Regions from separate parts of the Homo sapiens genome. Here region 1 is linked to region 2. A link is a contact called in ENCODE Hi-C or POLR2A ChIA-PET data. All regions are on one chromosome and are shown on one strand. Each heading gives the region's core, a stretch centred on a gene start or an enhancer-like site at or near the end of the contact. The rest is flanking DNA. Distances are from core to core; before and after follow the strand shown. Region 1 has its middle 19 kb from the start of LINC02635. Region 2 overlaps LOC124902409 (a long non-coding RNA gene).

The links. A loop is a pair of places that touch in the nucleus more often than their neighbours do. ChIA-PET counts read pairs that join two places held with the same protein, here RNA polymerase II (POLR2A).
Region 1: a loop to region 2 is called in a map of endothelial cell of hepatic sinusoid, with 6 times the contacts of the local background. The contact joins two enhancer-like sites. A Hi-C loop is called at or near these places in 1 of 168 maps with a recorded cell type or tissue (endothelial cell of hepatic sinusoid). POLR2A ChIA-PET finds 5 or more read pairs at or near these places in 5 of 52 experiments (K562, PC-3, activated T-cell and 1 more).

Annotation. Positions count from the first base shown.
Region 1 is chr10:34,951,462-34,955,700 of GRCh38, forward strand. No RefSeq gene overlaps it. Among named protein-coding and RNA genes, the nearest start is that of LINC02635, 19 kb to the right of the region's middle. Within about 2 kb of position 2,855, at least 4 of the 41 ENCODE cell types and tissues checked have a DNase peak (open chromatin) inside an H3K27ac peak, as active enhancers do.
Region 2 is chr10:34,992,316-34,996,705 of GRCh38, forward strand. LOC124902409 (a long non-coding RNA gene) reads right to left here. Exons shown (of 2, transcript XR_007062110.1): 2 at 1,297-2,047. Among named protein-coding and RNA genes, the nearest start is that of LINC02635, 21 kb to the left of the region's middle. Within about 2 kb of position 2,381, at least 3 of the 41 ENCODE cell types and tissues checked have a DNase peak (open chromatin) inside an H3K27ac peak, as active enhancers do.

The DNA of each region.
Region 1 (4,239 bases), core at 1,605-4,104, 40 kb before region 2:
AAACAGGCTGTGGTAAAGAAGCCGGCCAAAACCCACCAAAACCAAGAGGGCAACGAAAGTGACCTCTGGTTGTCCTCACTGCTCAGTATATGCTAATTATAATGCATTGGCATGCTAAAAAGACACTCCCACCAGTGCCACGACAGTTTACAAATGCCATGGCAATGTCAGGAAGTTACCTTATATGGTCTAAAAAGGGGAGGAACCCTCAGTTCCGGGAATTGCCCACCCCTTTCCTGGAAAACTCATGAATAATCCACCACTTGTTTAGCATATGATCAAGAAATGACTATAAAAATAGGCAACCAGCTGGGATCGGTGGCTTACCACGCTGTAATCCCAGCACTCTGGGAGGCCAAGGCGGGCAGATCAACCAGCTGGGCGTGGTGGCTTACTGTGCTGTAATCACAGCACTTTGGGAGGCTGAGGCGGGCAGATCACTTGAGGTCAGGAGTTCAAGACCAGCCTGGCCAACATGGTGAAACCCCATCTCTACTAAAAATACAAAATTTAGCCAGGTGTGGTGGTGGGCGCCTGTAATCCCAGCTACTTGGGAGACTGAGACAGGAGAATCACTTGAACTTGGGAGGTTGCAGTGAGCTGAGATTGTGCCACTGCACTCCAGCCTGGGCAAAAGAGCGAGACTCCATCTCAAAAAAAAAAAAAAAAAAAACGGCAACCAGCAGCCCTTGGTGCTGCTCTGCCTATGGAGTAGCCATTCTTTTATTCCTTTACGTTCTTAATACACTTGCTTTCACTTTACTCTATGGACTTGCCCTGAGTTCTTTCTTGTGCTGGATCCAGGAACCCTCGCTTGGGGTCTGGATTGGGACCCCTTTCCGGTAACATTACCATTATACACATTATGTGTGAATTTCATGCATGAGTCACATTAATTATTGGTATAATATGCGTTTTTACTTTTAATTTTTGTTGATTTTTAATTGATTTTTATTTTTTTGAGGCAGGGTCTTGCTCCAACGCCCAGGCTAGAATGCAGTGGTGTGATCCTAGCTCACTGCAGCCTTGATCTCCGGGGCTCAAGTGATTCTCCTACTTCAGCCTCCCCAGTAGATGGGACTACAGGCACACACCACCACATCCAGCTACTTAAATTTTTTTTTTCTTTTAATAGGACAGGGTCTTGCTCTTGCCCAGACTGGCCTCAAATTCCTGGGCTCAAGCAATCCTCCTGCCTTGGCCTCCCAAAGTGCTGGAATTACAGATTTGTTGAGCCAATGTGCCCAGCCTAATACGCAGTTTTATGTTTCAACTTTAATTCACTCATTAAACGCTAAGTATGCCCTTTGGACTAGATTTCTGGGGACAAATACCCAAAACCTCATTAATTATATCCCTTGCTAACTTTTTCTAGCTGGTCTTATCAGTCATTTGAGTACTTCCTCCACCCTTAGCCATTTGCTCAGTCCTGAGACCCCTGAGCCATCCTGTCCACCACGACATCAAAAGCACAAGGACAATGCCTGATTTAGCCCTGCACATGGAAATAGACTAGGTGCGCGCAGTGCTGAGCAGGGTGATCCCGGAGGCAAGAGGAGGGAAGAGCATTCTCAGTTAAGTAGAGGCCTTCCTGAACCTCTCCAAATTTTATTTCCACTAGAAGTATCTAGAAGTATTTTCTCTCGGTTTTTGTCTTATGTTTATCTATCTTTTTTTTGAGACAGAGTTTCGTTCTTGTTCCAGCTAAGGCTGGAGTGCAGTGGCACAATCTCGGCTCCCTGCAAACTCCGCCTCCCAGGTTCAAGAGATTCTCCTGCCTCAGCTTCCTGAGCGGCTGGGATTACAGGCATGCGCCACCACACCGGGCTAATTTTTTGTTTTTTTTTTAGTAGAGATGGGGGTCTCACCACGTTGGCCAGGCTGGTCTTGAGCTCCTGACCTCAGGTCATTTGTCCACCTCGGCCTACCAAAGTGCTGGGATTACAAGTGTGAGCCACCGCATCTGGACTATGTTTATTTTTTTTAAAACCAAGTTTGCTCTTAGATATTCAATTTCCATGGTATTGGTTTAAAATAATTATCAGACAGGGCGCAGTGGCTCATGCTTGTAATTCCACCACTTTGGGAGGCTGAGGCAGGCGAATCACCTGAGATCAGGAGTTCAAGACCAGCCTGGCCAACATGGTAAAACCCCTGTCTCTACTAAAAATATAAAATATTAGCCAGGCATGGTGGTGGGTGCCTGTAATTCCAGTTACTCAGGAGGCTGAGGCAGGAGAATCGCTTAAACCTGGGAGGTGGAGGTTGCAGTGAGCGCCACTGCACTCTAGCGTGAGTGACAATCTGAGATTCTGTCTCAAAAAAATAAAGATAAAATAAGTAAAATAATTATCAACCTATTATGGATGCAGGTACCCCACCTCCCATGGGAGCAGACCCTTGCATGTCTGAACTAACCGAGTTCCGAGAATTATACAGAGAGGCGGCACACTGGGTTGGTGGGGAGCATGAGCTTCGGAATAAAGCAGAGCTGAACTTCAGTCCCATCCTTGCTGCTCACCAGCTCTGTTACTTGCTGGACCTCCCAGTTCCTTGTCTGCAAAATAGCAAACCTGATCACTAAGGTAAGGAAGCATCTGCCAACCCACAGTAGGTACATTAACATCAGATTATTGCCTCATAATGTCGTTTGGAGGACTGAATTGATATTTGCTCAAACATCTTGTAAACTGTAAAGTGCTATAGGAACTTTTTAGTAGCAACTTATTTAGGCTGCTGGGAGGCCCTTGAGGTGGAAGAACCTAGAAAAGGTAAATTGCTCTCTTCAGTCCCCAAGTGCCTGGTTCACTGCCAAGAAACCACTCCCGAACTCAGGCTGCTCACCTGGGCTGCTGGCAGGAGGAAGCAGCCCCAGAACGGAGCCAAGCCAGAGCCGGAGAAACAGGTTCCTGCCTTCTCCGCTGACAGCCTGAGGCTCATGCTCTAATCTGCAAAAATGGCAGAAGTCGCTGTAGTGTTGTAGAACTGAACTGGGGTTGGCTCCCTGGTGTGGTAAGACCAGATATTTATATTGACCTGGATAGTGGGAGAAAGCAAAGTGTTTATTTGTAGGGAGCCAAGTGAGGAGGAAAGGGAGTCCCCACCTTTCTGATGGCTTGTAGATAAGGATTTTTTTTCCTTTTTTTTTTTTTTTTTGTTTTGAGACAGGGTCTCAACGCTGTTGCCCAGGCTGGAGTGCAGTAGCATGATCTCGGCTCACTGCAACCTCCACCTCCCAGGTTCAAGTGATTCTTGTGCCTCAGCCTCCCAAGTAGCTGGGATTACAGGAGCTCGCCACCACGCCCAGCTAATTTTTGTATTTTTAGTAGAGACGGGGTGTCACCATGTTGGCCAGGCTGGTCTCGAACTTCGGGGCTCAAGTGATCCACCCGCCTCAGCCTCCTAAAGTGCTGGGGCTCCAGGTGTCCACTGCCGCTCTGGCCTAAAGTGGCTTTTAAGAAAAGTTGCCACCTAGAGTATGGCATGCTCCATACCTTGGCATTTTGCTCTTTGCTCGCCTGGTTCCACTGGAAGCTCAGCAAGCTCACAGGTTCTCTCCCACACCCTGACTCAGGTCCCACGTCCATTTCCTCAGGCTCCAGAGAAAGTCCTCACCCCTGGGCCTCCCCAGGACCCCGGGGACACTGTACAGGGAAGACACATTGGAGACAACAGCCATGGTAGTCACAGGGCCCTCAACAGTGACATCAATTATATAAGGTTTGATGGCCTCACTTTCTCACTATAAAGCAAAGAATGCTGCCCATCTGGCAGCCAGGGAAAGTTCTGGAGTTGGGGACCCGGCCATCCTGTGGTGCTGCCTCAGGCTTTGACTTGGAGACTCACTGGGGCTCGGGAGATAGCCAGCCTGGAGCTGCCTCCTCTTCCTTTGCTTTGACAGTGACCGGATGCCCCCATCACCCAGTTGGCCTCACCCATACTGGGCCACTGCAGCCCAAGCCTGTGTCACCAGCCTCCTTCCAGACTCCCCCTCCACCAGTCGGTGACAAATTGAAGTGTCCCAGAGGAGCCAGTATTTGCTCCAAAGGAAGGCTGTGTGGTTGTTTCCTACCTCTAGTGCAACATCCAGGCTAGAAGAAGTATCTTTTGTGTTGATTCACACATGTCCTCACTAACCTACTTATCAGAAAGTGCTCTCAAAGCCACAGAGCATTACCCAAATATAAAGTGGTATTTTGATTGCTGTGGCCAAACTGCTGGCATCCAAATGAGTTTTTC
Region 2 (4,390 bases), core at 1,131-3,630:
TTTCTGATTACTTATCATTTGATTAGAGTTCTTCTGGAATATTTTCATCAAACAGAAGTAGGTATAGGATTTATTTTCTAAATCTTGTGTAATTTTGAATATATTTCTTTTACCTTAACAGTTATATAGGCTGAGCGCAGTAGCTCACGCCTGTAATCCCAGCACTGAGGGAGGCTGAGGCAGGCAGATCACTTTAGGTCAGGAGTTCAAGACTAGCCTGGCCAAAGTGCTGGGATTACAGGCATGAGCCACCGCGCCCAGCTCACCAGGATATTCCTTAAGTGTTTTATTAATCCAGATTGGAATTTGGTGAATTCTTTCACTTCGAATACTCAATTTCTTTTTAGTACGTATGATTTATTATTATTATTATTGGTTTGGTTTAATTACAGCTTCTCTTCTACTTTTCTTTTTAAAAAACCTTTCTAGGCATTTTATTGTTTACATGTAAGATTGTCTGAATCCAGACTTCAAATACTTTGTCAGTTTCTTCAATATTTCCATCTGCTTGTAATTTTGTTTTATGTTTTGAGATTTTTCTCTCACTGAATCTCCTGGGCCACTAATTTAGCCTGCAACTATCCTCTTCTTCAGTCATCAACTGAAATTTAAAATGAAAAACTCGTGTTTCTTATTTCTTTTTCTTTTTCTTTTTTTTGAGACAGTCTCGCTCTGTCGCCCAGGCTGGAGTGCAGTGGCACGATCTCGGCTCACTGCAACCTCCGCCTCCTGGGTTCAAGTGATTCTCCCGCCTCAGCCTCCTGAGTAGCTGGGACTACAGGCACGTGCCACCACGCCCGGCTAATTTTTTGTACTTTTAGTAGAAATGGGGTTTCACCATGTTGGCCAGGATGGTCTCGATCTCCTCACCTCATGATCTGCCCACCTGGGCCTCCCAAAGTGCTGGGATTACAGGCATGACCTACCGAGCCGGGCCTTGTTTCTTATTTCCACAAAGTATTTTATGCTGTAATAGAATCTCTTCTATTTTGGCTGGGCACAGTGGCTCACAACTGTAATCCCAGCACTTTGGGAGGCTGAGGGAGGTGGATCACTTGAGGTCAGGAGTTCGAGACCAGCCTGGCCAACATGGTGAAATCATCTCTACTAAAAATACAAAAATTAGCTGGGCGTGATGGCAAGTGCCTGTAGTCTCGGCTACTAGGGAGGCTGAGGTGGGAGAATTGCTTGAACCCGGGAGGAGGAGGTTGCAGTGAGCCAAGATCGCACCACTGCACTCCAGGCCTGGGCAACAGAGTGAGATTCCATCTCAAAAAAAAAAAAAAAAAAAAAGAATCTCTTCTATTTTATTTTATTTAAGTATATAAATTTAAGGGGTACAAGTGCAGTTTTGTTACATGGATATATCTTGTAGTGGGGAAATCTAGGTTTTTAGTGTAACCATCACCCAAGTATTCAATTTTACCTTCTTGTTCCTTTTTGGTCCAAGTTATTGAATGCCTTCATAGATTCCTGCTTTTCCTTGGGCCGGTTCCTTTTAGATGGGCCAGTTCCCTTCCTTAGCTCACTCATGAGTCTATTTATCATTGGGGTCCAGACCCAGCTAACAGGATACTTTTGCAATCTCTCAAGTAGTACAAGGTCTAGGATTGGCTTCCTCTATGGTAGGTGACATGCCAGCTGGCAGGTTGAAAGGGGATCTGGGAAGCTTTACTGTCCCTGCTGTCCTCAATGGCAAAAGCTAGATCTGTGCAGCCTCAGGCCTGTGGGACACCATCTTTTCACCCTTGAAGCTCTCTCCTTAGGAGATCAGCAGTGCATAGATTTTCTCCAGCCCAGCTCTCCAGAGAAAGGGAGCTCTGGTCATTGCTCTGGGCTTCTTACTGCTGGTCCCACCCCCAGCCTGCTTCAGTCATTCCTGTTGGTTGAACAGGAGGCACCAAGCTTCACCTGCCTGATGGCCACAGCTTTAGCTGCACTCAGGAAGGGGAGTTAAGCTGGTGGTTGAAATAGATGTAGGAAGAGAAACTTGCCATTGTGTCTCATTGGTTTAGGGATGCAGAACCATGGCAACTTCCATGAAAGGCTGCAGAGAGAAAATGAGAAATATTTAGAGCAGTAATTTTTTATTGCTGCCTGTAGAGTCTGAATCAATGGGAAGGCAAATATTATTTATCAAACACTTAAAATAGTATGTCAGGCATGGCGCTAGGAACTTCAGATAAGTTATCTCATACAATCTTCACAACACTATAGTTTTTGTTCGTTAAGAGATGGAAGGAGCTTGCTCGGGGTCACCTTGGCAAGCTATTCAATGGACTAGAATGATTCATCTTCCAAATGTCTACAGTTCCCCATTGAGCTGGAGAGAGAGGGCAGCCTCCCTAACGAGCCAGCTCTACAGCTTCAGCTCCCAAAGCTTGCAGAGTACCAGTTGCCATGACAACAGGACAAAATGCAGAGACCCTAGCTGCTGGGAGGAAATGACATGAGCCAAAAGAGTAAAAACTCACCCCGGTACTGGAATGTATGAGTCACTTACAAAGAACACCTGTAATTTTGAGAGCTTAAACCACCAGAGGGAGACAGAGATTGCCACAGGCGGGGGAATCTGTCTGTATTCCAAATGCTGCTGCCTCCCAGCGCTCCCGCCTTTTCCCCACACTAAGGGCCTCTGCCCAGTCTCCCAGGCTGACCCTTCCTCTTTCAGAGCTCCTCAAACTATCTCCTCCCAACTGGAGCTCAGGACTTGGGACCTGGCCCCTTGAGGGTGACAGAAAGGTGACTTGCATCTTCTGGGGGAAAAAGCAGAGGCATTCAGAAACGAGAGCCCTTCCAGAAAACCAGTTTGCACAATGACCAGGAACTCTGACACCTTAAGCCCATGCGAATCTTGAATAGAGAAATCTTGGACACTGAGGTAAGGGTGGTGCTCGGAAAGTGTCTTGGTCCAGATTTTTCCAGACCCTTTGATTCACAGTGGCATAGATGCTGGCAACCTGCTTGCTAATCGCCCAAGCGATTCCAGCCTGGTGTCAGGGAGGAAGATGCCCTCCGTCCTCTTTCATCTGGAAAAAGCAGGGTAGCATGTGTTAACTCTTACATATCAAATTCCTCTAGGAATTCTGGGGATTCCTTTTATTTGGCTCAGAGAGGAAACACCTAGAACATTTATACTCTAACCCAGAGAACTGAGGTGGTTTCCTGGGTATTTCTGATGTGCATTAAGAAAGAAGCTATTTCATTTAAGCCAAAACATAAGTGGGGGCTGGATTCAAAAGCAGACTCTCCCCTTAAAACAGCTTCTTCCTTTGCTTCTAGTCATTAGGGACAAGTCATGAGCCTCTTAAGCAGTAAGCATGTGAACAATTTGTCTGGTTCTAACAAGTGGTCCTTCCAGCAGGACTTCAGGGAGCAGAAGTGTATGCACTGCTGCAGAAAATGAGTTAGAAACTATCACAAAGGAGGAATGTTGGGCTTGCAGGGAAAAAATTATGAATAATTACCATATAGCAGGGGAATTACATGTCTTTCCTGCTGCTCGAGAACTAGACTAGAACCAAAGGGTGGTCCTGGGCATGAGGCATGAGGAGAACTAGGTAGGGAAAAGGTCTGTGGAGAAGTAGTAGAACCAGAGAATGGAAACAAACAAACAAACAAACAATGCAGATAGAGTCTGATTCTAGCCAGGGCTTCTAGGCAGCTCAAAGCCTAGTGTCAGAGGATGTAATAAACTCAGCACCATTTGGGGCAATCACTGGGACCAGGCACTCCACTCCAGCAGGCAGGGCAAGGGATGCTAGGAAGCTTTCCAAAGATCGTTCCTCAAAGGACCGTCACAGCTGGTGGTGGGGAATGTGGAGGGCAGAAGGCAAAAAAGAGAATGCATGGTACCAGCATTCCATCACCAGGACAAGGCCCCCAGTATTGGCAGGAAGCTAGGTCACTGAACAGAAACTAAGGGGCTAGGTTCAGTGGCTCAAACCTGTGGTTAAAAAAAAAAAATTAAAATTTGACTTTAGTCAAATTAAATTTAAAGGTGTTTAATTGAGCAAAGAATGACTGGCAAATTGGGCCATCTCCTGAGCCAGAGTAGGCTCAGAGACTCCAGCGCAGCCACGTGGTAGAAGATTTAAGGGCAGAAAAAGGAAGGTGACATACAGAAAATGGAAGAGAGGTGCAAAAACAGCTGGATTGGTTATAGCTTGGCATTTGCCTTATTAGAATATGGTTGGAACAGTTGACCACATTTGATTGGCCAAAACTTGGTGATTGGCACAAGAGTAGGCTACAGTCTGTTTACAATTTCCTTTAGCTTATAGTCCACAATGTACAGAGAAACCTTTAGGTAGAACTTAAAATATGTAAGGAGGTAGCTTTAGGCTAAATTTGATTTAATACTTATAATCCCAGCATGTTAGGAAGCTGA